2 separate regions of the Mus musculus genome follow, and region 1 is linked to region 2. The links are chromatin loops, found by intact Hi-C in ENCODE. Cell type or tissue: left cerebral cortex. All regions are shown on one strand. Links, peaks and the distances in the headings refer to the core of each region. The heading gives the core; the rest is flanking DNA.

Region 1 (8,340 bases), core at 277-8,276, 140 kb before region 2:
CTACACTCACTATAAGGGATTTTGTAGCTATTATAATGGTCCAATGAGTGAATTCTTATTCACCAACATTAACGCTTTCTTACAGTTTTAATGCCCAGTTCCTGGGGGTATAAGAAAGAGTCTGAGAGATGAAGCAGGAGCTGACCTAAGAAGCCAAGTTCCTGCCAGGCTTGAAGTGAGGCAATGGTGTGAAGTGAGAATCAGAAATTATTACTCAATCCTTGGGAGAAACTGCCACGGCCATCACTCCTTCCTTGTGGCAACATCTCTTGTTTGTTGTAATCCTTTTGTAAAGTTGGTAGAAAATGAGAAGCCATGACATTATGCACGGGACCTCCCAGCACTGTCCCAGCACAAGCACCTTCTTTAGAAGTGGGTTACAGTAAGAAGCAGGAAGCTCCTTCAAGGCCCGTGGTAGAAATTTGATAGAAAGTTCCTGAGTATCAAAACTTGAATCTGGACTGCAGAAGAAGCTGATTTGGTTATGGGCTGTTTCCTTCCCACGTCCCAGATCTGGTGGGATATGGTTCGGATTTCAAGTTACAACCATCTAAAATATCAAAGCTATCTTTGCAGCAGGATATACCCCCAGGCTGTGTTTAGAAAGAATGGACTGAGGAACACAAGCACTGCTGGGGGCTAGGGAGCCTCTCTCAGAGCTCCTGGAACTGGAAATATAAGGACAAAAAACTGCCTCTAACCAGGCTTCGGCAAGCTCCTACCAATCATTTCTATGTCAAAGTCTCAGTCTCAGCAATATGGAGAAGTGATGGAATTTTTTGATGTATGAGGAGGGGGAATACTGAGGTGGAGCTTCCCCCTCTCAGAGGAGAAGGGGAGGGAGCGTGAGGGAAAGTATGGGAGGGGGGCCAGGAGGAAGGGGAGAGAGGGTATTGGGATAAAGGGAATAAATAAATAAATAAATAAATAAATAAATAAATAAGGGAAAACTGAAAATATGGGGGGGAGAGAGAGATTAGACACAGTGGAATGAAATTGGGTCACTGAAACAGGGACCCCCATCCTCTCCTCTTTCTTCCTCTTGGTTGTTTCCTAGATACCATGGAATAAGCAGATTTATCCTTCATACATTCCCTGCAGAATGGACTGACTTACCACCAGCCAGAAAGTAACAACTGAAACTGCCAAAACCATCAGCCAAAATAAACCTTTCCTCTATTTAAGTTAATTACCTTAGGTATTTTGTTACAGTAATGGAAAGATGACAAACAGGGCATCCACACATCAGTGCCTTCAATAAAAGTTATTCTTGAGTTAGTGTATTGATGACTAGGGTTTTTATCTCATTGAAATCTTTACTTTAGGAACTACTCCAATTCTAGCCATGAGCAGCCACAACACACATATGCAGTCCTGGCTACTGAGAGTCTAAGGCCAGAAGATTACAAGTTTGTGGCTTGCCTGGACAATTCTGGAGACCCTCCAGATAGTAGTCAGCTCCATGGGAAAGTGGTTGTCTTGTTAGCCTCTGTAAGGTCCTGAGTTCATCCTTATTTCCGAAAAATTCATTTAATAATACTATATAGCCATTAAACAATGTGCTTATAAAAAACGTACAAAAACAATAGTAGGTGGCCAAGTAGCATCTAAAACTTCCTCTGGACAAGCTATTCTTCTCGTATTTCTCTGTCGTTCTGGAAGGTAGCTCATGGTGCCAAAACAAAATATCACATCAGACTGCTGAGCTTAACACAGGTTTATTTCTTGTAGTTCTGGGCTCCAGGAAGTCCAGGTGCCTACAGACCCAGTTCCTGGTAAGGATGCTTCTTGCCTCGAACGTGAAGTCTACGTTCTCACTGTTTCCTCATATGACCTATCTTTTGTATAGGTAAAGAGAGAACAAAGGTTTTTCTCTCCTGTAAGGTCATCAGTCCTATTGAGTTAATAGCATCATTCTATCCCCAGCATCTTTCACCAACCACCATTGCAGTAAGGGTCAAGTCTACAGTCTGGTGAGGTCACAGGAGAGTATAATTCACTTCACAAGAAATATCCTTATAGCTAAACCTCAGCCATCCAAAATCACTTCAAGAATCCACACAGGAAGTCTTCAATGGTTCAATATAACTGCCCCCAAATAAAGAAATATTGACTTTATAAAACTCAAGATCATTTTACATAAGCTAGAAATAAACAGATCGCTGTTAAATAGTAGTACAGTCCCAGCAGGCATGGACACCACAGATGGTGTCTCTAAAGAAGACCCGGGCACATCTATATAGAATACAAAGATAAATCCTTGTAGGTGATAGGTAGTGAAAAGTCTTCTAAAGGAAATACCACAGAATATTGCCATGCTAGAGATCAGCAAATGGCAAGGGGCATAAAAAAATTCACACAGCTGTTTGATGGAAGAATATTTCAGAGAAATATTTCAGAAAAAAAAAGAAAGCCTGCACTTGGGCTACTTGATGAAGCACAGAGAGATGCATGGCTAGGTGTAAGTATGAGCAGGGGAGACAGGAGGTATGCACAGGGCCAGCCCAGCAGAGTCCTTAGGCCTTTGAGGGACTTGGGCTCTTCATCTGAGTAAAAATGGGTGCCATTGAAGATGGAGGAACACGGTCTTACTTAGCAGATGGTCACTGTGACTCTGTGCTTACAACAGGCTCCACTGGAACAAAAGTGGGAGCAGAGAGAACAGCAGCTAAGGAGCATTAGAAAAGGCCAGGGGACAATGGTGGCTTGGACACCAAGATAACAATAGGTATTTGAGAAGTGGTCAGACTCTGTACATGTAACTGGTCCTCTCTATCCATGGGCTCTATCTCCATGGAGCCAAACAGCTTCAAATGAAAAGTATTTTTTAAACCCACAAAAATCACAACTCTCCTGAGTGTGACTATATTTGTGTTATTATTTCCTCCAAAATTTCAGCTTCAGGACTACTCAGATGCATTTAACTTGTGTTACAAAAATCCAGAGATGTTCTACTCATTATGAGTCTATCTGGACATCTGTGCAGTCACTGTGCAGCTTTGTAGCTTTGCACAGTGGATTTGGAATCTGAGAGCAGGCTCTGTGTCAGTGGGAAGGATCCTGGAAACAGTGTACTGAGGATACCAAGGGACTGTATCCTGGGGGTTATTTCATTTCAAAGACAGACCACTTCTCCTCCAGGACTTAAAGAGATGTCATACCTGCTTTCTTAAATGCCTAGTCAGGGATTTAAGCATCGTCCACAGTCTTCTGGGAATCAGAGTTTGGCTGTCCCATATATAAGTATGGAAAAATAAGGGGTTTGGAAAAATACACCTTAAAGAGTTGCAAACTTGGACTTGAAAAATACCATGTGCTAAGTGGTAAGTCACGTATTCAAGAACTGACTCTATGTCTTGAATTTTATTTAAACCCCCAGAGGTCCTAAAGGTGAAATCTGTTGTGGGGTGTACCCGGCCTCATCTCTTCCTAGCCTTCCTCTCCACCCTTGTATAATAGTCAAGCTTTTGCCAAGAGGAAAGACAATTGTGCAGCCAAACACAGTGTACTCTTTGAAGACTTCATCCCACCCTGTGTCTCCAAGAGCCACAGCGCGCGCACCTGCCTAACCGAGCCTGTTCGTGGGTAGTATTCCAGCATTAAAAATTCTGGTATCAGTTCTATTCCTATCTGGTTTCGGGCCTCTTAGTTCCTTTTTGCTTAAGGACCACTCTGGCTACCTGAGAAAGGGAATCCTTTCCTCCAGCCCTAAGCCAGGACTTCAATAGTTTTAACCAAAGTTACAGTCTAAAGAAAAAAATAATAATAAACACACCCTCATGTTGTATGTCTTCCATTTGCAAGCATGTGCTAAAATGGATCAAGCAGCCAACGGGTTTAGTATTTCAGAGGGAAAAAGTTAAACACAAAGAACCATTCTAGATAATGGGGAGGAGAAGCGACTTACTATAGATGGTTGGCCGGCTGCCATTCTGAGCAGTTTTACATTTTTAAACAGTACTTACCCAATGCTCTCCTTAATCCTATTAAATGAAAACTTTTTCTAATTTTAAAATTAAATTTCCTGTATTTCCTGATAGGCTTCCAAGTTAGCCTCCTTCCCGCCTCCTCCCTCGGTCCCTCGATACTTCTGTAAGAAGAGGGGCATTAGCATCCTGGACAGATGCCAGTTGGCACTGTCGCCCTCAGCGTCCCTCGATGCCCCTGAGGTTTTCCACTGAGTTCAGATTGTTTTCTTACTTCCAGTTCTTGGGTATCGCCCTGTAGCTTGTGGCTAGTGGCTGTGGCCTTTCCCCCCACCACATGGGGGCGCACTTCAGTCATTTACCTTTAAGAGCCTAACCTTAGCTCCAAACCTTTCTAATTACTCCATCCCTTCTCTTCTGTGGAACTGGGGAGTTGAACTCAGGGCTCCCTGCAAGGTAGGCAAGTTCTCTCCCACTGAGCTCAGCCCACAGGCCCTTCTAACACCCATCCTCAACACGCTTGCATTTATTTGTTTATGCCATCTTAGAATAGGACCAAAACCAGAAGTTAAAATAAGGACTACCATCATATGGTATGTTAACACCAAACCAAAATATTAACTCTATGGTAAAAATTACCTTGCTCAGTGCACACAAAATGGTGACTATCTGGTGTTACTTCGAGAAAAATTTTCAGTGAAATCATTATTCAGCATTTGCCACTTCGGTTTATTTGCATTCCGAATTAAAGGTTATCCTCATAGGTGTGTGTAAGGTCCAGTCAAGCAAACACAATGGTATCTGAACTTATAATGTCCTACTTGTAATGCGTTAATTATGCAAAGGTCCTGGTTAAAATTTCACTGATACGGTCCATCTTTCCTTTGCCACTCGCTCCTGTGGCAAACTGAGAGATATCGTACCTTAAATCTTTTCACTGGACTTCCCAGAAGGTTAGGAAATTCTGTCTCCATATTTTTGTTTTTGTTTTTAAAGTGTTAAAAATGTTTGGGAATGAGAGACACAGTATGGCAGGTTACACGAGAACGACTTCCATAGATTCGCATATTCGAGTCTTTGGTTCCCAGTTGGTAGACTGTTTGGGAAGGGTTGATTAGGAGGCGAACTTCACAAAGGAAGTGTGCCGGTGCAACATCTCTGCTCCTGTTCCATCTCTGCCCGCAGCTTACAGATCAGATGTGCGCCCTTGGCTGCAGTTCCACTGCCACGCCATGCCTACCTGTCGCCAAGCTCCCTGCCATAGTGGTCATGAACTAGCCCTCAGAAGCTGTAAGCAAACCCCAATGAAATGTTTTATGTTACAAATTGCTTTGGCCACGGTGTCTCCTCACAGCAAAAAAAAAAACAGTAACGAAGACCTCGTGATTCACTTTTGGAGACAGAAGGACATAAAGTACCACCTAGTTTATAAACCTAAACCTTTAAAATTCTTTCTCCAGCCAGGTGTTGTTGCACGTGATTGTAAAGCCAGCACATGAGAGGCAAAGGTACAAAGATCAGGAGTTCAAGTCTAGCCTTGGTTACATAAGGATTTCAAGGGCCTAGCAAGAATTAACTTTGAAATAACATTATTTGTTTTCAACATCTCATATTTTAATAGTGGGCTGGTGCTATGGCATAAGTCATAACCCATAGCACTACCTCATTACCTAAAATCACATTGAAGTTTAATCTCCACTCTAGTGCCATTAAAAGGTTGGGGCTCTAGAGGACGAACGTGATGAAGGTTCTCCCTTCATTACACCCTACAAAACACCCTTCAGGACCAGCCCCTTTCTTTCCCTTCTGCCTTCCGTCACATGAAGTGAAACAGAGGAGGTGGGGCCTTCAGACGTCAACCCTGCTGCTACCTGTGCTTGAGTCCCAGCTTCCAGAAGTGTGAGTAGGACATTTCTTTCTTTTTTTTTTTTAATTTTTTTATTAGGTATTTTCCTCATTTACATTTCCAATGCTATCCCAAAAGTCCCCCATACCCCCCCCACTCCCCTACCCACCCACTCCCCCTTTTTGGCCCTGGCGTTCCCCTGTACTGGGGCATATAAAGTTTGCAAGACCAATGGGCCTCTCTTTCCAGTGATGGCTGACTAGGCCATCTTTTGATACATATGCAGCTAGAGTCAAGAGCTCCGGGGTACTGGTTAGTTCATAATGTTGTTCCACCTATAGGGTGGCAGTTCCCTTTAGCTCCTTGGGTACTTTCTCTAGCTCCTCCATTGGGGGCCCTGTGATCCATCCAATAGCTGACTGTGAGCATCCACTTCTGTGTTTGCTAGGCCCCGGCATAGTTTCACAAGAGACAGCTATATCAGGGTCCTTTCAGCAAAATCTTGCTAGTGTATGCAATGGTGTCAGCGTTTGGAGGCTGATTATGGGATGGATCCCTGGATATGGCAGTCTCTAGATGGTCCATCCTTTCATCACAACTCCAAACTTTGTCTCTGTAACTCCTTCCATGGGTGTTTTGTTCCCTATTCTAAGAAGGGGCAAAGTGTCCACACTTTGGTCTTCGTTCTTCTTGAGTTTCATGTGTTTAGCAAATTGTATCTTATATCTTGGGTATCCTACGTTTCTGGGCTAATATCTACTTATCAGTGAGTACATATTGTGTGAGTTCCTTTGTGATTGGGTTACCTCACTCAGGATGATGCCCTCCAGGTCCATCCATTTGCCTAGGAATGTCATAAATTCATTCTTTTTAATAGCTGAGTAGTACTCCATTGTGTAAATATACCACATTTTCTGTATCCATTCCTCTGTTGAGGGGCATCTGGATTCTTTCCAGCTTCTGGCTATTATAAATAAGGCTGCTATGAACATAGTGGAGAACGTGTCCTTCTTACCGTTTGGGGCATCTCCTGGATATATGCCCAGGAGAGGTGTTGCTGGATCCTCCGGTAGTACTATGTCAAATTTTCTGAGGAACCGCCAGACTGATTTCCAGAGTGGTTGTACAAGCTTGCAATCCCACCAACAATGGAGGAGTGTTCCTCTTTCTCCACATCCTAGCCAGCATCTGCTGTCACCTGAATTTTTCATCTTAGCCATTCTGACTGGTGTGAGATGGAATCTCAGAGTTGTTTTGATTTGAGTAGGACATTTCTGTTCATCATAAATCTCTTGGCCAGTGTTCGGCTAGAGCAGAGCCGACAGACTACGACAGATAAATACATGTCTTTAAGGCAGTGCTGTAGAGAAGAAGAGCATTTTGTATCACTTTGGAGTGCGTACTTAGAAGGGCATAAAATTCTAAGTATGCAACCTACCTTTGTTTGGTAACTTAAGAAATTTATAATACTATCATTGCAATTCTATGCAGGACAAAATGTGGACAGTTACCACCTAAATAAATAAATAAATAAATAAGATTAAATTACTATTGTATTGTCCACAGAAGTAAAATGAGAGAGAGAGAAAGAGAGAGAGAGAGACTTCTGTTTTGTATATACTGTGTGTGCTAACAAGTCTAAAACTCACAGAGCAAACAGGCACACTAAACGTCAGCAAAACTGATTTGCTGCAGTCAGTGGAGTGAATCCCAGAAGGAAGAAAGTAGAAAATCTGTGCCAATCACTCTATCAGTCCTTGTCTTCGAGATCCTAACTGATTTGATGAAATCTGTCCACCTATTCACAGGATAGAATGTGCTTTACTTAGAGTTTCATCATGAAAGTATTAATCCCATCTAAGTCATAGGCTAGACATGGTATGATAAACCTATTGACCCAGCACTTGGCAGGCAGAGGCAAGAGGACTGCCAAGTTCAAGGCCAGCCTGAACTATGTTCAGAGACTTTTTCTCAAAACATAGACAACAAAATAAAATACCCTCATAATAAATACTTCTGTGTTTGGCCAAACAACAGGCCTTATAGCATTGCCAAGTGTATATGCACAAGTCCTGTTAAAAAGTACATGTGAGTGTGACTTTATAAAATTTGTAAAATATAACTAATTGATACAATGTAGCAATGTCCTGGAAGCAGACCACTGGCCACCACTGTTAGCGTCTGCTCCGGCAAGTTCCTACTGTCATTCATGATGCAGTGACTACAGGTGTGGCGATCCATGGATAAGCCATGCAAGTACCAAGTAACAAGTTGTAAGCAATTTTTACTCTCTTCCGTAATTTTTTATATTAAAGCATGTATGTAAAATTGGAAACATTTGTTTACAAGCGTCCACTTGGAATCCATTAGTTTGAAGCACTAGAGCATTTAGGAGAATTGAAGTCTCAGATCAATCATCACAAATTTTAAAGGCACCTGAGTATTATTTTTACCCTGCACGTTTATAAGGTGAACTCTGAACTAGCTCAGTAAACCCCAGGGAACAATGTGCTTTGTTATGGGTCTATCTACCGATAGCAAACTAGATGAGCTTAACCAATTCTGGAA
Region 2 (8,318 bases), core at 319-8,318:
AAGAATATCAAGTTCAAAGCCAGCCTGTGCTATTTAGTGTATCTCAACACCTCCATCCTCAAACCAGAGGAGTCAGAAATAAAGAACATCTCCATGTGCTGACTAAAGGGTGTGCCAAGAGTACTATCTTTGCAACCTCTGTAAATCCAATTTCAGAATAAAGGTATTCAATAATTGTAATGGGGTAAGCACCACTGTGGGGTAAGCGTTTGATCTGTGAACATGTATGTAGTCCGGGCTTGCCGCGAGGCTATGTGTGTGGGGTCTAGGGAAAATATCTAAACTGAGTCCTGACACAGAAGCAGGAGTTAATTAACTGGAGGTGCAGAGGGGCTAAGGTAATCACTGTCTAGGAACAAGTTAGACTCTGGACTTGTAGGGTAAACAAACGCTTCGGTACAGCTGGCAGAGTGAGGGGAAAGCTGAGGTAAGAACAGGAACCACCTGTCTGCAAGACCCTGCTCATGAAATGCCAGGTGGAGCAAACACACCGCCCTCCTGCTGAAAGGACCTTTACTCAAGTATGTCTCAGGCCTGTCATTTCATCACAACACTTACTGAGAGCATCTCACCTGGGAGTCCAGCATTAGAGATACTACAAATGTGACCCCACCCCACCACCCCCACCCCCACCCACACCCAGGTTGTGGCAGTTGCACTAGGGACCAAGCTCAGGGCTCAAATGCATATAGGTCAAACACTACCCGTAAGAGGGTCTTATCAGAGACCAAATGCTTTAGGAACACTACAGGTTTTGAATTTTTAGAGTAGGGCTACTTAATGTGACTATGCAAACATTCACAGAAGAGAACACACACCTTCAAGATCCAGAGTGCGTCTGGTCCTACACAGTTCAAACTCAGGGTCAAGCTGGACTGCCTTCTGCCCTGGTTATTTATCTTCATTTTTCCTAATTCAATCTTACCCCTCTCTACAAATGGACTAAAATAGCAGGAACCAAGTTTCACGTAAGTGTTCTGGATTAAACTGATACTTGCTAAGTGCTCAATAGAATATTTGGTACCTGCCAAACACTAAGAAAGTGGTAACGATGACCAGTATTCTTAGAGCGCTAGCATTATCAATAATGGTAGTGAACAAGACAACAAAGATGGCTACACCCGAGAGCTAACCTCTAGGGCCGGGGCTTTTACTCTTCAATCATCTATCCAGTTTTAAAACTGGAGGAGAAGATCTGTTATAGTTAGTTCCTAATAGCGGTAAAACTATTCTACTGCTAAAGCCTCGGTATTTGCTGTTAGTGAACACCGCTGCTGGTTTGTTCCATATGTAGAATAGGATTAATCAACAGATAAGAGGAGATCGCTGGAATCAATAGCTAAACAAATAATGAAGAATAGCTGCATGAAAGGGAAATTAAGAGTGATTCTAATTTCCTTTCCTATTTTTTAAGTGAAAGACATTAGTCTGAGAAGTTTCAATTATCCATGGAAAAACATCCACTTTAAGGGATTTTTTAAGGAAAGCATTTCAAGTATTATTTAGGCAATCTTATAAATTTTATGTTTCCCCTTCCCCTTGGCTGTGGACTCCCCCAACACCGTAAAGGTTTAAAGATGGATGGCACTACTAAAATACCCATTCAATGGATCAGTCAGGTTACCAAGTCGTTTAAACTGCATTTGAGGTGACACAACTGAGGAATAGCACCATCCTTGTATATTTAGTAGGTCTGAGCTCTGCTTGAAGTTTAATAATCATCTTCCTAGAAGATAGCCTTAAAAATATCACCTCACATCCACACCACACTGACTAGTTCACACTCTCTATGTATTTTAAATAACCTAAACAACTCTCTACAGTTACTGAATTTAAATACCTCATTTCAGTAAGGATGACAGTTACTATGAAATGTGTGAACCTCCTGGCCTGTCACCAACAGCTTACATGTATTACATATCTGACCTTAGCACATACCACTTATCACTGAACCAGTATATTATATGAAATATTTTAAAAGGGGCTAATGAACAAAAACTTAACTCTGGACACTGGAGTTACTTGGTAGCAAACCTCTAGTCCACCTTCTCTGCTCTCCCAACTCCTCCTGTCCACCTACGGTTACTAACTATTTCTTTCAAGCTCTCCTTTCCTTCTGGTGGCCCTCCCCAAGCCACAAAATGCTAGATACCGACTGACTACTGCATTTTCAAGCATCCCAGAAGCTGGCTCTACTTACTATTTTTTCAGCCCATTTCCAAGGTAAATAAATCTCTGCTTTCCCTGACAGATCTTCTCATTCTATGCTTGTATCGAATATATGTCCCTAATCTATGCCTCCATCTTTTGTTCAAGTTCATCTTTCCTGATTCAACAAGTTGTACATGACAAGTTAAAATAGGACCCTACTTTCAAGACAAGAATCATAGCTCTTGGTAAGCAACCTTTCCAATACTCAAGTCTTTTGCTTAATTTTACTTTTTCCTCTTTTTTTTCTGATTAGGGAAAATAAAAAATAATACTGAATGTCAAGTCCACATATTCCTTTTACTACCAAGGGCAAATCAAAGGGGACTTAAATTCTTATATGCTTTTAACAAGGCTTAAGTTACACAGGGAAATGGAAACACTGAAGTAAAATTATAGCAGTTATAACAGGGTACTCAAATATCAAAACAATGATAATTAGTGGGAATGTGAATAAATGTACAAAGCATATCACATATAAATGTTAAACACTGCTGAATGACCATCGTTACTACTAAGCTAATAATAGTATCTTAAATTATTAACCCTTCCCGTTCCTTTCTTCACTACTGAAAATAAATGTTTTTTCAAGCTAAGGCATTTGCTGTAACACATAACAAACAACCATTAAATAGCAGTGAAAGACTACTTCTATGATAAAGAAAATCAGTGGAAGGAAACGCTGATGGTCCTGATGAGTAAAAATTTCATTTACTGGCATTAAGCTAACTGAAGTTTAAAGATTTCAGGTTCAAAGGCAAGACAATTTATCAAGCAAGTTAACTTCTGTGATTAGTATAATTCAGTCATTATGGCTGAAGCAGTTAAAAATAATTCCATACGTTCTTGAAGATGTTCATCAAACCACTTAGCAGTTGGGAGGGAAAGCTGAGAACCTCAGTGCCGTCTCGAAACATGAAATATGTTTCAAATGTGTATATTTATATCAAACAATAATTAATTGAATTATTCCAGTCATCCTTATAGCATTCCCTACCATATGAAGTGTAATTATGGTCTAGGCAAAAGCTATGGAGAAGTCAGATGGACCTGGTATCCGGTGGCTTTCAAGTCTCTATGCAATGGTTTTCTTGTTCTAAGATTATTCTAGCTGTTGAACTTGCACCTCCTCCAAATTTTGGCTTGGCCAGAATCTTTCTTTTAAAGAAAAAGAAAAGAAAATCTCTTTGCAATGAAAGAAATTGTGATCTAAATCATGATGACAAGAAACCTTAGCAATTTAAATAGACAAGCCTTGAAATAATATTGTGATCAAAGTATCAAGCAGCCTAATAAAACCCAGGTGCCTTCGCCTTATCATATGTGGTCCTTATTACCACGCTGCACTATTTAACCTACTTCCTGGGGTCAACAACCACTTTCTGTTATTAATTCCTTCCCATTAATGATCTGCTGAAATTACCATGTTTTCTGATAAGACAACTCTTTTTTCAAAAAGAAAATAAAAAAAGTAAAAAGTCAAAGTAAAAAGAAAGAGTGGGTTTTATTTTGAATGTTTCAGAACTGGAGCCATGATTGGCAAGCCTCAGAAACCACAGTGGCTTTGTACTATTAGCATCCATTCAAGGCTCTGCTACGTCCTAGGGAGGCAACCAGATGACCATGGTTAGTAGAGTAGAGTAAGGGCTCACACATTTTATGATAACAAGCAGCAGCGACATGAAAAGCATAAGCACACAAACCTGCTTTACAGCCCTAAGATTCAAATGAGAACGTCGCCCCGACAAAAGTGTATTATTGCTCCAAATACTTCATCCTTCAAAGGTCCCCGGCGGTACAACTTGAAAGGTCGGAGGCAATGTTCCCAGCTATAGGTACTGCTGCCTTTTAAAATGGGAACTAAATGTCTTAGGGAATTTAGGGAGCATAATTTGGTTCCAGAAAGATTTCACGACGGTGATGTTGAAGTGCCAATAGTTATTACATCCACCTCAACATTTGATTCAAGGACTTAGAGCAGCACTGGATTTTAAAAAGGAGGAAATTATTTTAATTTATCTGCCTTCTTTCACCAGCTCAACCCCACCCCCTGAAACATTGGTAAAAACAAACCATTCGGAAGACTTGGCACTAGACTAGGGTGAAGGACTGGCTGAAAACAGTGCAGTAATGCGCCCTTGTGTACCTTCTCCTCTGGGCGTGAAGGTTTTCCACGTGGCTCTGCTCTGTCCCAACCACGGGTTCCAGGCCATCCAAAGGGAAGGTGAGAGTTGGGCATGTTACAGGCCTCCATTTTACACACAGCTACCTACACTAGTCACAAAGACAGTTGCCACAGCTCAGTGTGCCACGAGTGGCACCCAGTGTTCACACAGCCTCCTTACAGCAGAGGGATCCGTTTCTTTTCTTTCATTCTGTTTGCCCAGATGGCAGAGGCAGCAGATTGGAAGCATTGCACAACATATCACTTAACCATACTGTGTACTCAGTAAAGAAGGAAATTCACATGACAGGCTTTATCAGTACTGTCTGTTTAAGTCATCTGCAAAGCAATGGATTCGAGAAAGCCTGTGCCATCAGTCAGGCACCGACTTCTTCCGTTAAATAAAACCATCTATTCGAGCTATTTGCAGATGCAGTCAGTGGCATTTAATAAGAACTTGTTCTACTCGGCTTAATCTATACTTCAGTTAGTTTCTCCATTCTGGGTAGCAATACTAGAGGCTGTGTTGACTTCCAGAGACTGTGCTCAGAATGCCTGAGCTGACTTGATTCAACCACCACTACTTTATGGTTCATGTAAAGCTTAGAGCTGCTCTGGATCTTTAACGAGTATGGTACACACACACACATAAACTTACATTTTCTGAAATCTAGGTTAAATTCAACAACCACAGACTTCAGCTATGGCAATGCTTTAAGTGAATACTGTAAGCTGATTTCAGGTCTGCACCACTCACTGACAGCGTCTCTGACAAACTAGCAGGATCAGTCCAGTTCTCTTCAACTGGATCTCCGTGCACAGGCATGTTAGCTGGAGCTCCCATCTCTAGATGCGCCACTAATTTAACCTTGTGCTTCTTTCCTCAATTCCCTACTTACCATATGATCCATATCACAAATGTGCAAACTAGCAGGGGAAACCAGAACCACAGAGAAGCTCAGTCTAGACCTCCTTTTCCATGTCTCTCAATGGAAATGTATAGTTCCCAAGTGAGAACTATTAAGTCTGCCTGTACAGTTCCCATAATTAGCTACTAGTGTTTTTTCTAGTCAACGCCCTGTAGGAGACAATCTGAAAAGAAACACATGGGTGACTCTGAAGAAAGAGCAGTCTGGCTTGCCGCTCACACCCAGAATCTGTGAAGCAATAGGAAGCACCTAGACACACTAAGGTCTGAGTATGCCGTGTCCTCTCCTTACCATCCCTTTCCTTACTGAAGCACCAGAGGAAAATCAAGGCATCGCCTCACTGTTCTTCACCTAATCCTTCACACTGTTCTAGTACCAAATTTCTACTGTTTTGAAGGTAGAACTGAGCTCGAGTTGAGTTGATAGAAATATGATAAATCAAAATAAAACATTTTAAGGAGAAATAATTCACAATACGAGGAACTTTAGTAATACACTTTAAAACTATGTAAATATAGGTGGTGGTCCATCTCCTGTCTGCAGCCCTCGCGCCGAGGAAGGAGGCAGGAGGAGAATGAGTTTGAGAAGACCCTTAGCTACAGTAAGGTTTCTAGGCAGCCTTGGCTACACGAGGCCCTGTCTCAAACAACAAACACCAAAACAACTCACTAAGCACATTTAAAGCACCGGGAGTTGCTATCAAATGAGGTGAAAAGAATAAAATACACTACTACTAATATACTACTAATACAATGCAAGAATGATCCGTTTGTAAAATTTCAAGAATAAATTATTTTGTTATATAGTAATTTTAAATCACAGAATTAATATTTATTTGTCATCCTACTTTGGATGAATGGATGAGAGACAGACAGACAGACAGACAGACAGACAGACAGACAAAATGAATCTAGCATCTTCACTTATCAGTTTTCACTTTGTCCTCTAACATCATATAACACCTAACAACTAACATCATCTCTTAGGCTTCCGTGCTTCAAGCCAAATGTGCTGCTCAAAACAGCCAAGTTCCATAAGGAGCAGACCCGTGCAGTCCTCCCCTTCCCCAACAGAACCCATAGTAAGATTCAGTAAGGATGGCTGGCAGAGGCCCAGCTGCAGCTACTGCTGTCATCCTTGCAGCCTGCTCAGGCTAACGGCAGGTCAGAAATCTCTAGAGTTCCAACTAGCTCTGCAGTCAGACTCCTACTTGCTGGCTCTAAACTTACCTGCTATAAAACACGTCTGTACAGCATCACCACCTATCTAGTTCTGTCAAATAGAAATAATGTGGACGTATCTCTGCAAAGACTGCTGAAATGAACATTCAATCCTCTCCTTATTCAAGCAGAGGCTGCCTACATGTTAAACGATGTCTAACAGTTAGATGTTAGAAAAAACAAGGGTAAATAAATGCACACAAGAGCATGGCCAGGAAGTGATTCAGGGTATATAAATCTATACTATATTAGGTCAAAATAAACACTGCTTTTGTGTTTCACTACATCAGAAAGCAGATAAAGGGTACCAACGAAGCTTGCTGGTCTCTACAAAGGTACTAAGTAAGACTCAGGTGAGAAAACAGTGAAGGTATGGAAAGCTCCCTGGGAGCAATCTCAAGCAGAAAGGTTAATTCACAACAAACGGACTTTACGTCTTATAGATTTCTCTTTGGAAAATGCAACATCCACATCAAAAACACCAAACCTAATTATAATTAGTCTAGTTATACACATACAATTTACAGGTAAGGTAATATAGTTAGTTGGAGGACTGAAATTGGTCAACATTTCTAGGCAAAATAGAAAATGAGTTGAAACTTGCTTCTTAGGAAACGGTTTATAGAAAAACAGAAATAACAGAGCCTTTGCTTACATGGTCTAATTGTGGTCTTTTGACATTTTAATTAGTGTTAAATAGTTCATTCTTAATGATTATCAGCTTGAAATTTAGTAATAATTCAAATATCTTCACCTATAGTTGTTGTGGATCAAAAGTAAAACAGTTTTTATTTAATTAAAATTTAAACCACTGGGAATGGTAATTTAAGGATTATGTTTTTAGACTTGGGAAACTTAGGAATTTTAAATACTATTTAAGTACTATATCCACCTGTAATTTTCAAATCTTACAGTATTACTTTAAGTCTGCACAAAATTCAAACAGGTTTTCCTTGGCTTCTTTCCAAACCATAGCACTTACACTTGGGGACCGCGGAGAGGACGGCGTAGAGCGCTTTCGTTTCTTTAAGCAGAAAAACCTTTCACATGGACCAGATTTTCAACAGTGCATTTTCTGCGCAATGGTGTTTCTCAACTAATTTTTAAAAAGTGAAATTTAAGACATGAAATAAACACAATGACACTGTTGAAAGTTTTAAAATGAAGCCAGATTTTGCCCACACTTTTATAGGTACTCCTAAAAAACACTTAAGAACAACAAAAAGACCTGAATATACTGAAATTTCAGTTTCACATTTAGATTTTATTTCGTATTTTCTAACCACCTTACAAGGCATATCATTTTAAAGTTTTACTCACAGTCTGAGTGATCAAAATAAGTTGGTAAGGCATTAATCTAAATTAGTTCATTGCTTTCAACGGTCACCACAAAATCATCAAATGTTTATGTTTTGACATTTCAAATAGTACCATGACTAACAACAACAAAACCAGAACTATATAAATTGTGACATGGTCTGCTGCCTAGACTTGTAAAATGAATTATTTATTAAATAGTTAAAATGTATCAAACATTTTACTAAATGTTTTATACAGAGCTATGGACTAAATGTCCACAAAGCTGAGACTAGCACAGCACACTAAGACCTGCTTATCATGGGCACGCCTCTCCAAAGCTTCGAGCCCTACATACTACAGGGGCAGCCACATCTCAAGTCAAGGAATCAGTCAAGAAACTTTCTCCAAATAAATGCCAAGTCAAATCATCACAGCAGTTTGCTCTTTATTTCTTGAGATGCCCACATTATTTACTATGTCCCACAAATGTGGATAGTT

What was found. A loop is a pair of places that touch in the nucleus more often than their neighbours do. Peaks named below come from ENCODE experiments on the same cell type or tissue, not always from the same donor. Only the 100,000 strongest peaks of a DNase experiment are listed, where the experiment ranks them.
Region 1: it touches region 2 in a loop (2.7-fold over the local background); 8 of 42 quality-filtered maps call a loop at or near these places.

Annotation. Positions count from the first base shown.
Region 1 is chr15:51,692,656-51,700,995 of GRCm38, forward strand. No RefSeq gene overlaps it. Among named protein-coding and RNA genes, the nearest start is that of Gm34562, 44 kb to the left of the region's middle. In left cerebral cortex, for the core only: a CTCF peak has its summit at 4,260 (motif pointing right); a DNase peak (open chromatin) is centred at 4,254.
Region 2 is chr15:51,829,698-51,838,015 of GRCm38, forward strand. The region is part of intron 2 of Eif3h (eukaryotic translation initiation factor 3, subunit H); the gene reads right to left. Among named protein-coding and RNA genes, the nearest start is that of Eif3h, 32 kb to the right of the region's middle. In left cerebral cortex, for the core only: a CTCF peak has its summit at 4,534; DNase peaks (open chromatin) are centred at 4,576, 5,463 and 6,439; H3K27ac peaks cover 436 bases.